Regions from separate parts of the Homo sapiens genome. Here region 2 is linked to region 1. Evidence: read pairs that join two places in POLR2A ChIA-PET (ENCODE). Cell type or tissue: OCI-LY7. All regions are shown on one strand. Links, peaks and the distances in the headings refer to the core of each region. The heading gives the core; the rest is flanking DNA. Region 1 overlaps CAPRIN1 (cell cycle associated protein 1). Region 2 overlaps ABTB2 (ankyrin repeat and BTB domain containing 2).

Region 1 (8,204 bases), core at 1,483-6,482:
TGTCATTCACTTACAATTTTAAATTTTGGGAATATAATAAAAGGCAATCTATGTAAAAAGATGACACCGATGTAGTTGGTTTACTAAGTAATTCAAGAGGAGCAGTGGCTCTCTCTTTTTCTCTAGGTATTCCCTAGTGCTTTCATCGTAAAATAGGATTCTAACAACTATTAATGTATTTGGAGTTTCTTAAGGGTGTAAAATAGGTCAAGTAAAGATTTTCAAGAGTCATACAGCTGCTTTTCTCTCTGCCCCAAAAGGGGAGATTTGGGTTGGCCAGCAGCTTCTGACCCTTGTTGTTAGTGTGTGGGCCTTCCTTTGTTCTGTTGCCTTCCTCACCTCCCAAAGGTACTTTTAGCACCCTATTTTTTTCTCCTCTTTGAATTATAAACATTGTTCTGTAGTATTGAATTTTTGAAAATTTCTAGATTCTAGAACTCTGTCCATTGTGGATGGAGCTTGTATATATGTTAGTGTGTACCTTAGTCTAGAACCTTCAAGTGGGTTGAGTGCCAATGTGAGTACCATGTGATTGTTTTCTAAATTGGCTATACTTGCCATTTTAAATACTTTGAAATGGAATTTGGCATTAAGGGCTACAAGTCGAAGGCCTCTGCTGATTAAACTATGTAGTTGATGACATATTCTACCATCTAGCTGCTTAAATATGAGAGAGTGGTTTTGTATGTTTTACTAAGTAAAAAAAAGGATATTTAAAAGAATAAGAAAACTTCTACCACTAAGGAGCTTTATAATGAAAAGAAGTAATTAAATGGTACAAAATGGTAATGTACTAAGAGTAAATCTTTTGAGTTATTTTGGGTCTCTTGTGCTAAAAAGTAGATGCCTTTCAGAAGACGTTAATATAGCCTTTCAAATAATTTGTTTGGAAGGATCAATCATGCACCCTGCTTTCAAAGGTTTGGAATTGTGGTTGGAGAATTTTACCCCCAATAGCTGAGTCTAAGGGTAGGAGAAAGGTAAGAGACTTTATTCATGTGTAGTTTTTCTTATCATTGTATGCAAATTTAAGGATTAAACTTTAAGGAGACTGTATAAGACACTTCTTAAACTAGAAAGTGCGTGGGAGAACAAACGGTAATGAGCTGTTTATGTATATATCTTTTTCTTTTTTAAATTATAGTGGTTGGCACTTACCATGGTTCCCCAGACCAGTCCCATCAAGTGACTGGTAACCACCAGCAGCCTCCTCAGCAGAACACTGGATTTCCACGTAGCAATCAGCCCTATTACAATAGTCGTGGTGTGTCTCGTGGAGGCTCCCGTGGTGCTAGAGGCTTGATGAATGGATACCGGGGCCCTGCCAATGGATTCAGAGGTAAAAAAATAAAAAAGGAGGTTCTAATGACCTTTTACTAGTTCAAATTATTTTTTGATTTGTAAAATATATCACACAGTTTTTGGGAAGGATGTATCTGCATTAGCCTCCTATGTGCAATTTAAACAATGTATATTTTGGTACAATTTGTGTATTTGGTATAATTTGTTATTTAAATAACAGATCATGGAATTTTTGTTCATTTGGTTATGTCAAATTAATGTCTACCACTATCTCCTGGAGGATAAGTATTTTCCACATTACCAAAACTTACGGGGATTGTTTATTATATTTGTACAGATGTGTGTTTACATGCATAGATGGGTTAAAAGTTTATCTTCTGAGGGGCAGTTAGTACTTACAGAAATTTATAAACAGATTGGATCAAGATAGGAAATTGGAGATTAATTTGATTAACTAGCCTGGCTTATAATTTCTAGTTCTTCCCGTCTTCATTAATAAAAAAGTAAAAATTCCTTGTGAAGATAAGAAAATTATTTCTTTTCTTGTCCTAAATTTTAGGAGGATATGATGGTTACCGCCCTTCATTCTCTAACACTCCAAACAGTGGTTATACACAGTCTCAGTTCAGTGCTCCCCGGGATTACTCTGGCTATCAACGGGTAGGTAAAGTAGTTCTAAAGTGTAAACCTGAACTAAATATACCAATGAAAGTGACTTAGTGTTGTTGCTTAATGAACCTAAGTAACTAATTTGGCGTTAACTTTGTGGTGTCCAAGACACTCTGTTGAAACAAAAGCTTTTAGCACTCAACATCAGTACTCCTTTAGTAAAGCCTGTTAAAGACAGTGATTTCCAAGAGCAGAGAAATATATTTCACTGAATGTTCTTTGAGAATAGTAGAAGTACAACAATTACAGAACAAGGTGTAGCTGTGATAAACTGATACTGAAGTGTCTAAAAGATTAAGGAAGAATTCTGTATTGAGTGTTAGACTGAAAGAATAGATGGGTAAGCATTTTTTAAAAAGTACCTTTTCAATACTAACTAGCTTGTCTTTTAGGATGGATATCAGCAGAATTTCAAGCGAGGCTCTGGGCAGAGTGGACCACGGGGAGCCCCACGAGGTAATATTTTGTGGTGGTGATCCTAGCTCCTAAGTGGAGCTTCTGTTCTGGCCTTGGAAGAGCTGTTAATAGTCTGCATGTTAGGAATACATTTATCCTTTCCAGACTTGTTGCTAGGGATTAAATGAAATGCTCTGTTTCTAAAACTTAATCTTGGACCCAAATTTTAATTTTTGAATGATTTAATTTTCCCTGTTACTATATAAACTGTCTTGAAAACTAGAACATATTCTCTTCTCAGAAAAAGTGTTTTTCCAACTGAAAATTATTTTTCAGGTCCTAAAACCTGCTAAATGTTTTTAGGAAGTACTTACTGAAACATTTTTGTAAGACATTTTTGGAATGAGATTGAACATTTATATAAATTTATTATTCCTCTTTCATTTTTTTGAAACATGCCTATTATATTTTAGGGCCAGACACCCTTTAATGGCCGGATAAGCCATAGTTAACATTTAGAGAACCATTTAGAAGTGATAGAACTAATGGAATTTGCAATGCCTTTTGGACCTCTATTAGTGATATAAATATCAAGTTATTTCTGACTTTTAAACAAAACTCCCAAATTCCTAACTTATTGAGCTATACTTAAAAAAAATTACAGGTTTAGAGAGTTTTTTGTTTTTCTTTTACTGTTGGAAAACTACTTCCCATTTTGGCAGGAAGTTAACCTATTTAACAATTAGAGCTAGCATTTCATGTAGTCTGAAATTCTAAATGGTTCTCTGATTTGAGGGAGGTTAAACATCAAACAGGTTTCCTCTATTGGCCATAACATGTATAAAATGTGTGTTAAGGAGGAATTACAACGTACTTTGATTTGAATACTAGTAGAAACTGGCCAGGAAAAAGGTACATTTTTCTAAAAATTAATGGATCACTTGGGAATTACTGACTTGACTAGAAGTATCAAAGGATGTTTGCATGTGAATGTGGGTTATGTTCTTTCCCACCTTGTAGCATATTCGATGAAAGTTGAGTTAACTGATAGCTAAAAATCTGTTTTAACAGCATGTAAAAAGTTATTTTATCTGTTAAAAGTCATTATACAGTTTTGAATGTTATGTAGTTTCTTTTTAACAGTTTAGGTAATAAGGTCTGTTTTCATTCTGGTGCTTTTATTAATTTTGATAGTATGATGTTACTTACTACTGAAATGTAAGCTAGAGTGTACACTAGAATGTAAGCTCCATGAGAGCAGGTACCTTGTCTGTCTTCTCTGCTGTATCTATTCCCAACGCTTGATGATGGTGCCTGGCACATAGTAGGCACTCAATAAATATTTGTTGAATGAATGAATGAATGAGTACTGGTGGAATACTCCATTAGCTTTACTCTTCTTTTAGCTAAGAGAACATGAGCAAATTTGCGCATGACAACTTCCAGGACAGGGGAAACTTGAACACTGAAGAATTGACCTCTTAAGCCTAATAATGTGGTGACAGGCTGCCCACATGCTTCTTGACTTCAGATGAAAATCTGCTTGAAGGCAAAACAAATAATATTTGAAAGAAAAATCAAATGCCATTTTTGTCTTCTAGGTCGTGGAGGGCCCCCAAGACCCAACAGAGGGATGCCGCAAATGAACACTCAGCAAGTGAATTAATCTGATTCACAGGATTATGTTTAATCGCCAAAAACACACTGGCCAGTGTACCATAATATGTTACCAGAAGAGTTATTATCTATTTGTTCTCCCTTTCAGGAAACTTATTGTAAAGGGACTGTTTTCATCCCATAAAGACAGGACTACAATTGTCAGCTTTCTATTACCTGGATATGGAAGGAAACTATTTTTACTCTGCATGTTCTGTCCTAAGCGTCATCTTGAGCCTTGCACATGATACTCAGATTCCTCACCCTTGCTTAGGAGTAAAACAATATACTTTACAGGGTGATAATAATCTCCATAGTTATTTGAAGTGGCTTGAAAAAGGCAAGATTGACTTTTATGACATTGGATAAAATCTACAAATCAGCCCTCGAGTTATTCAATGATAACTGACAAACTAAATTATTTCCCTAGAAAGGAAGATGAAAGGAGTGGAGTGTGGTTTGGCAGAACAACTGCATTTCACAGCTTTTCCAGTTAAATTGGAGCACTGAACGTTCAGATGCATACCAAATTATGCATGGGTCCTAATCACACATATAAGGCTGGCTACCAGCTTTGACACAGCACTGTTCATCTGGCCAAACAACTGTGGTTAAAAACACATGTAAAATGCTTTTTAACAGCTGATACTGTATAAGACAAAGCCAAGATGCAAAATTAGGCTTTGATTGGCACTTTTTGAAAAATATGCAACAAATATGGGATGTAATCCGGATGGCCGCTTCTGTACTTAATGTGAAATATTTAGATACCTTTTTGAACACTTAACAGTTTCTTTGAGACAATGACTTTTGTAAGGATTGGTACTATCTATCATTCCTTATGACATGTACATTGTCTGTCACTAATCCTTGGATTTTGCTGTATTGTCACCTAAATTGGTACAGGTACTGATGAAAATCTCTAGTGGATAATCATAACACTCTCGGTCACATGTTTTTCCTTCAGCTTGAAAGCTTTTTTTTAAAAGGAAAAGATACCAAATGCCTGCTGCTACCACCCTTTTCAATTGCTATCTTTTGAAAGGCACCAGTATGTGTTTTAGATTGATTTCCCTGTTTCAGGGAAATCACGGACAGTAGTTTCAGTTCTGATGGTATAAGCAAAACAAATAAAACGTTTATAAAAGTTGTATCTTGAAACACTGGTGTTCAACAGCTAGCAGCTTATGTGATTCACCCCATGCCACGTTAGTGTCACAAATTTTATGGTTTATCTCCAGCAACATTTCTCTAGTACTTGCACTTATTATCTTTTGTCTAATTTAACCTTAACTGAATTCTCCGTTTCTCCTGGAGGCATTTATATTCAGTGATAATTCCTTCCCTTAGATGCATAGGGAGAGTCTCTAAATTTGATGGAAATGGACACTTGAGTAGTGACTTAGCCTTATGTACTCTGTTGGAATTTGTGCTAGCAGTTTGAGCACTAGTTCTGTGTGCCTAGGAAGTTAATGCTGCTTATTGTCTCATTCTGACTTCATGGAGAATTAATCCCACCTTTAAGCAAAGGCTACTAAGTTAATGGTATTTTCTGTGCAGAAATTAAATTTTATTTTCAGCATTTAGCCCAGGAATTCTTCCAGTAGGTGCTCAGCTATTTAAAAACAAAACTATTCTCAAACATTCATCATTAGACAACTGGAGTTTTTGCTGGTTTTGTAACCTACCAAAATGGATAGGCTGTTGAACATTCCACATTCAAAAGTTTTGTAGGGTGGTGGGAAATGGGGGATCTTCAATGTTTATTTTAAAATAAAATAAAATAAGTTCTTGACTTTTCTCATGTGTGGTTGTGGTACATCATATTGGAAGGGTTAACCTGTTACTTTGGCAAATGAGTATTTTTTTGCTAGCACCTCCCCTTGCGTGCTTTAAATGACATCTGCCTGGGATGTACCACAACCATATGTTACCTGTATCTTAGGGGAATGGATAAAATATTTGTGGTTTACTGGGTAATCCCTAGATGATGTATGCTTGCAGTCCTATATAAAACTAAATTTGCTATCTGTGTAGAAAATAATTTCATGACATTTACAATCAGGACTGAAGTAAGTTCTTCACACAGTGACCTCTGAATCAGTTTCAGAGAAGGGATGGGGGAGAAAATGCCTTCTAGGTTTTGAACTTCTATGCATTAGTGCAGATGTTGTGAATGTGTAAAGGTGTTCATAGTTTGACTGTTTCTATGTATGTTTTTTCAAAGAATTGTTCCTTTTTTTGAACTATAATTTTTCTTTTTTTGGTTATTTTACCATCACAGTTTAAATGTATATCTTTTATGTCTCTACTCAGACCATATTTTTAAAGGGGTGCCTCATTATGGGGCAGAGAACTTTTCAATAAGTCTCATTAAGATCTGAATCTTGGTTCTAAGCATTCTGTATAATATGTGATTGCTTGTCCTAGCTGCAGAAGGCCTTTTGTTTGGTCAAATGCATATTTTAGCAGAGTTTCAAGGAAATGATTGTCACACATGTCACTGTAGCCTCTTGGTGTAGCAAGCTCACATACAAAATACTTTTGTATATGCATAATATAAATCATCTCATGTGGATATGAAACTTCTTTTTTAAAACTTAAAAAGGTAGAATGTTATTGATTACCTTGATTAGGGCAGTTTTATTTCCAGATCCTAATAATTCCTAAAAAATATGGAAAAGTTTTTTTTCAATCATTGTACCTTGATATTAAAACAAATATCCTTTAAGTATTTCTAATCAGTTAGCTTCTACAGTTCTTTTGTCTCCTTTTATATGCAGCTCTTACGTGGGAGACTTTTCCACTTAAAGGAGACATAGAATGTGTGCTTATTCTCAGAAGGTTCATTAACTGAGGTGATGAGTTAACAACTAGTTGAGCAGTCAGCTTCCTAAGTGTTTTAGGACATTTGTTCATTATATTTTCCGTCATATAACTAGAGGAAGTGGAATGCAGATAAGTGCCGAATTCAAACCCTTCATTTTATGTTTAAGCTCCTGAATCTGCATTCCACTTGGGTTGTTTTTAAGCATTCTAAATTTTAGTTGATTATAAGTTAGATTTCACAGAATCAGTATTGCCCTTGATCTTGTCCTTTTTATGGAGTTAACGGGGAGGAAGACCCCTCAGGAAAACGAAAGTAAATTGTTAAGGCTCATCTTCATACCTTTTTCCATTTTGAATCCTACAAAAATACTGCAAAAGACTAGTGAATGTTTAAAATTACACTAGATTAAATAATATGAAAGTCTGGTTTTCTCACTGTCCTTGAACGCAGTCTGCTTAAGTTGTTAAAAACCATCCAGCAAAAGCTGTAGGTGAAGAAGTGCTACTGGTGTGAAGAGAGGAAAAGGTTTATAAAAGCAATCTGATAGCCTCATCTAATACACTTCTCAGCTTCTGCTACTAATATCCTACTTTTAACAAGCTGTTCTGAAGCTTAATCCAGTTACATAAGCAGTACGGCTGTTTTGAGTAGAGGCAGTGGAAGATCAGCAGTTTGTTCCTGATCATCTAGCAAAGGCATTTGTGTATTAATGCTTATTTGGAAATACCAATTTTAAGTACTGTGTTTAATAGGGAGACACACTGTATTAAGCAACTAAACTAAGGCTTTATTCAGCAAATTAGGGTATCCTTTGCCCAGCATCATGCCAAGCACTAGGCATTTAGTGGTGACAAAAATTACTGTGGTTTCTGCTTTCATTGAACTGTCTAATCAAAGACTGATGACACCAAAGTGTAGCAGATGCCATGATGGAGCAATGTGGTTGATGGCAGATATTAAAGCCATGACTGAGTGTATACCCTAGTTAAAATGATCAGGGGAGACTTAACTGAAAGGGGTAATTGAGCTAGATTTGAAGGATGAGGAGTAGCAGACTAGTCAAAGAAAGGGAGAGAAGAACATACCTAAACATCTGATCACCAGTGACTGAGAAAGTTATCAGGATCAAGTGGAAAGAGAAAGGACTAGCAGAGTTACAGGTTAGAGAAACAGGTAAAGGCTACTATGGACGGCATAATAGTTGCATCCCATGTTTTGTCTCTTAAGAACAGTTGCAAACTATTGAAGGTTTTAAAGCTGTGTGTTGGGCCGGGTGTGGTGGCTTGTGCCTGTAATCCCAGCACTTTGGGAGGCCGAGGCGGGTGGATCACGAGGTCAGGAGTTTGAGACC
Region 2 (5,000 bases), core at 1-5,000, 59 kb after region 1:
TGGGTGGTGAGCTCATGATTGCACAGTAAGTGTCCGTCTGCTCCCTCCAGATAGTGTGTGCCTTGGGCAGGCCATGCCCAGGTCCCTCTGCCCTCCCCATGCAGGGCACTGAGTGAGTGCTCAGTAAGGTGAGGCACCAGCAGGAGCAGTGCCTGGAATGCCCCTCATACAGGGTTGGGGTTAGAGCACCAGGCAGGCAGGTCAGATCTTCCTGTTGGGATTCTTTGCTAAGGGATGGCCTCAGGGCAGCCCCTAGGGCCAGGCCTACCAGCCACCTTAGGCTGCAGCTCCCTTCCTGGCCTGGAAGGCTACCTCCTGCTGCATTTTAGGATTTGGTTTTGGCAAGGCCCAGTCTTGGCATCCGTGGCACATGGATCTCCCTGAGGCCACTTGAATGCATATGAGGCCACAGAAGTCAGATCAGAACGGCTCACCTGGAGCCTTGCTATGGGAGCTGGGCAGCCAGCAGGCAGAGGTGGGTGAATTTTGCACAGCCTGGCAGTCCCTAGCAGGATACAGGTCATGTGCCTCCTGGAGCCAGGCAGCCTGTGGGGCTAGAGGCTGCTTGAGGAAAGGCCCCAGACAGGACCACCTGTAGAAGGGCAGCAGGGTTTCCTTCTGTCCTGAGTGGGCCACTTGGAAGCTGATACTGCAGAAACCATGTGGGAAGGGCAGGGTTGGGGCCCTCTGGGCTATATGCTCAGTAACTTTTTTTTTTTTTTTTTGAGACAGAGTTTCGCTCTTGTCGCCCAGGCTGGAGTGCAGTGGCGCAATCTCGGCTCACCGCAACCTCCACCTCCTGGGTTCGAGCGATCCTCCTGCCTCAGCCTCCCAAGTAGCTGGGATTATGCAGCATGCACCACCACGCCCAGCTAATTTTGTATTTTTAGTAGAGATACGGTTTCTACATGTTGGTCAGGCTGGTCTCGAACTCCCAACCTCAGGTGATCTGCCCACCTCGGCCTCCAAAAGTGCTGGGATTACAGGCGTGAGCCACCGTGCCCGGCTGTGAGTAACTTTTTACATTGATTACATGTTGAAATAATATTTTGGCTATACTGTAAGTTCAAAAATATTAAAATCAATTTCACCTGCTCTTTATTTTTTATGTGACTAGTAGTAAATTTTTAATTACAATGTATGCCTCACACTGTATCCGACAGTACTGTCTAGATGTCCTTGGGCCTCTGTTTCCTCCTCCAGAAAACAAAATAATGATCCACACACCCCCACCCCACCCCGCCTGCATGAGAGTCAATGCGGTATTTAGGGGCTGCTGGAAAACTTGCAGGCTTTGTTAGGGAGCCCTGACCCCAGACTGATGGCTTCAGGCTGACCCCTCCAGGGAGGCCCGGAAAGTCGGAGCTGAGGTCTGGAAGCCCCATCTGAAATGATGCCCTGGATATGGCAAAATTCTGTACCCAGGAGACCCACGGGGCAAGGCCAGTGCCCTGGGCCTAGTTAGAACAGTCGGCCAGAACTTGGCAAGAGGCCCAGGGGAAGGCATGTGTGTGCTGTGGACCTGAAGCCTGTCCCCTATTTGCCCTCCCAGCAACCCCGGGAGGTGCCAAGGGGCTGCTGAGCCTGTTCTATGACAGATGCCCTCCCTTGGCCTGGCAGGTGAGCACAGGCGACTGAGCCCGCACAGGTCCCCTTACAGGCAGTGGTCACCCATGGCCACAAGTGCGCTCCCCAGTCTCCAGCGATCCCTGTAGCCCCTCTAGGACCTGCCTCCTGCCTGATCTGAGCATGACTCCACCTCCTGCTCCCACTCACCTGGACATGTTCCTAAAGCTGCCCATTCTCCAGTGAGTTGGATTAAGGGGTGAGAAAAGAGGGAAGGGGAGACGCCACCTGGCTTATGCCAGACCCTGGGCCTCCCCTCCTCCCACATCCGTCAGTTACCAAGTTCCAAGTCCCATCCACTCTTCCCTGGTCCATTTCCCTCCATCCCCCCAGCCACTGCCAATCCAGGTCACCACTGTCACTCAGTTGGATTCCTCAGCAGCCCCTAACTGGTCCCCTGGAGGTGGCCATGCCCCCTTCCATCCCTTCTTACCGCTGCAAATGCAAACTTGGCTGTTTTGCACATCCTGGGTTTGAATTCTGTCTCCATCACTTCCCAGCTATGTGACCTTGAGCAAGTTACTCAACCTCTCCATGCCTCTGACTCCTCTACCAAGAGGGGATAATAACATACCTACCTCCCTGGAACTGTGCTGTGAGGCCTCAATGGAAACCAAGCAAAGCACTTAGAACCCTGCCTGCCTAAGTGTTAGTAATGGTGAGTTCCTCCTACTGCTTAAAACCTTTTAGAGGCTGGGCGCAGTGGCTCACGCCTGTAATCCCAGCACTTTGGGAGGCCAAGGCGGGTGGATCACAAGGTTAGAAGATCGAGACCATCCTGGCTAACATGGTAAATCCCATCTCTATTAAAAATACAAAAAATTAGCTGGGTGTGGTGGCGGGCGCCTGTAGTCCCAGCTACTCGGGAGGGTGAGGCAGGAGAATGGCGTGAACCCGGGAGGTGGAGCTTGCAGTGAGCCGAGATCATGCCACTGCACTCCAGCCTGGGCGACAGTGAGACTCCGTGTCAAAAAAAACAAAAAAAAGCCATTTTAGAGGTGGCCCCATGTGCTTCTGTGAGACTCTGGGGTTTGCAATCTCTCCTATTATATCACAAACCACTCCTGTGCAGGGCAAGGCCCTAGACCCACCTGCCAGCTGCCTCCTGGCCTCAGTCCCAGCCCATAAGGGTCAGCTCTTGCAGCCCTGAGCCCACCACACAGCCTGGAGACCTGCAGTTGCTACTTTCTAGAAAGCTCCTCTCAGTGGGGTTCAGCTGAGATCCCAGCCAGGTCTTCCTCTGGACCTTGTCTGCCCTGACTGGAGTTTCTAGTATGTAACCTTGTATGTTCTGCAAAGCTTAAAGCCCGAAAGACCTGACTTTGATCTACAGTCAGGATGTGTGCCTCACGGCCACGTGTTTGACCAATGTGGCCGGGGTTTGATGCTTGGGAGAAGTGACGCAGCCTCCACCAGCACTTCCTAAACTGCACTGAGCACATGGCCACCTGGGGAGCTTGTGAAGATGCAGGAGGGCTGGGGTGGGGCCTGGGGCTCTGCATTTCCAACAAGCTCTCAGTAATGCCCATTGGCTGGGAGCCCACCCTGATAACAAGGACTCACACCCCAGCTGTGTGGCTTGTATCTGTCCTTGCACGTCTGTCTGCAGGCTGCCCAGACCACCTGTCCAGCGGTTAGAGCTCAGGACCCATGTGACAGGCTCTGAAGCTGCAGCCCCACAACGGATGGCTACCTCTGCACAGGGAAAGACCTGGATGCTCTATTCATTCAACAGAATACAGAAGGCACTGGGAATAGAGTGAACAATGACAACCAATGCACAGCTGCCCACAAGGTGGGCTCCTGGGGGAGGGTCATCCCTCTGAGAAGAGGGCGGCACCAAGACCCACACACCTGAAAAATGTGGTACTTCATGTCGCTGATCTCGATGGTCTTGCTGCTGTCCCCATCCTGTTCTGATTTATTGGTCATTAGTGTCTTGAACCTGGAGCAAAGGAGACAAAGCAAGGTGGGTTTTGAACCTTTTACTTCACCACTGTGTGGCGATGGCACCATCTGTCACCTGACCGGCTACCACAAGACGGAACATTTTAAAAATTACTGCTGTGCTCCTAAAATAATTTTCAGCAAGTGCCATTTTACACCATCTTAGGAAGACATCTGAGCTGAGCCCAATTCTGTCCCCACCACCCACCCTACAAGCGACCTGACGCCTGTGGCCAGAATGCTGACTCTTCATTCCAGGATATTTATGTTTTCTAATAATAAAAGCAATAACTAGGCCAGAAAGAACACCACCTCAGAGCCCCCCTTTCCTGCTGCCCTGGGTCCACCCCGTCTCATCCCGCTGTGGGGCGAGTGGGGCTCTGCTGCAATGTGACTGCAGTCTGAGGGGCAGAGGCTGCAGGGTACAGCCCCAGCGAGTCACTCTCTGTCACCTGGAATCTGAAACAAGGTGCTTCTGTGCCCCTGGGCTGGGAGTTTGTTATCTGAGGCTGCCTACCTGTTAGAAGCTGTCACCAGCAGGACTTTATGTGCATAAAACAGCTTTCCTTCCACCAGGAAGGTCACATCTGACATCTCCTTATTGTTCAAAAAGTGTGGATCTGTGAAAAGCGGGGAGACAGAGGGATATGGCTGAGGAGTCCCCTGCTGGGGTTTGCTTGAGTGTGCTGTGAGGTGCGTGTCTGGGGTTGGGGGTGGGACACAGAGGTGAGGAACAGAGAAACTGAGGCTGGGGCCTTGGCGCTTGGAAATGGAGAAAGATGACAAAGTGGGGAGGAAGCAGGAAAGGGAAGAGGGGGAGGACGTGTGGTGATGCAGGGCGCAGGGGGCGCGCCTTCACCTAGCCTGGCCGGCAGGGTCTTCCGGATCTCTGGGATGCTGGGGATGGGACTGCTGCCATAGCAGTGGGTGAAGATGGTAGCCAGTTGCTGGATGACGGAGTCGTTCTGTGGGGAGAGGAGAGAGGGCCTGTGAGCTGCCCGCTGTGGCTGGCTGTTCACAGATGCAGATACGTCAGGCTAATTTCAAAAGTCCAGGCCAGGAGTAGTGCAGCCGCTATCTTTTGTTCCTGCTGGATGTGGCTTGGCAAGAGATGCCTGTTCCTTCATCAGTGATTCCCGAAATGGCTTTTTTGGTCAGGTTCCAGCCCATGGCCCCTGCCCTCTACAGCCAGGCAGCGCAAGTCTAAGTCTGGGTGCTGTGTGTGTGTGTGTTGGGTGGGGGGGTTCCTGGGTGCTGGGGGCGAGCGTGCACGCGCGCGCGTGTGTGTGTGTATGTGTGTGTTGAGTGGGGGGGGGGGCCTGGGTGCTGGGGGCGGGCGTGTGTGTGTGTTGGGTGGGGGGGTCCCTGGGTGCTGAGGGCAGGCGTGTGAGTGTGTGTGCGTTGGGTGAGGGGGTCCCTGTGTCTGT

The links. ChIA-PET counts read pairs that join two places held together with the same protein. Peaks named below come from ENCODE experiments on the same cell type or tissue, not always from the same donor. Only the 100,000 strongest peaks of a DNase experiment are listed, where the experiment ranks them.
Region 2: POLR2A ChIA-PET joins it to region 1 with 6 read pairs; 8 of 35 experiments call an interaction of 5 or more read pairs at or near these places.

The regions. Positions count from the first base shown.
Region 1 is chr11:34,095,335-34,103,538 of GRCh38, forward strand. It overlaps CAPRIN1 (cell cycle associated protein 1), which reads left to right. Exons shown (of 19, transcript NM_005898.5): 16 at 1,145-1,339; 17 at 1,862-1,962; 18 at 2,364-2,427; 19 at 3,969-7,276. The coding sequence ends at 4,033. Among named protein-coding and RNA genes, the nearest start is that of NAT10, 6.2 kb to the right of the region's middle. In OCI-LY7, for the core only: no CTCF peak of the experiment used is centred there; no DNase peak of the experiment used is centred there.
Region 2 is chr11:34,155,816-34,160,815 of GRCh38, forward strand. It overlaps ABTB2 (ankyrin repeat and BTB domain containing 2), which reads right to left. Exons shown (of 17, transcript NM_145804.3): 12 at 4,433-4,538; 13 at 4,091-4,193; 14 at 3,481-3,571. Among named protein-coding and RNA genes, the nearest start is that of NAT10, 53 kb to the left of the region's middle. RefSeq lists enhancers at 1-242, 3,948-4,448, 4,449-4,949. In OCI-LY7, for the core only: no CTCF peak of the experiment used is centred there; a DNase peak (open chromatin) is centred at 2,996.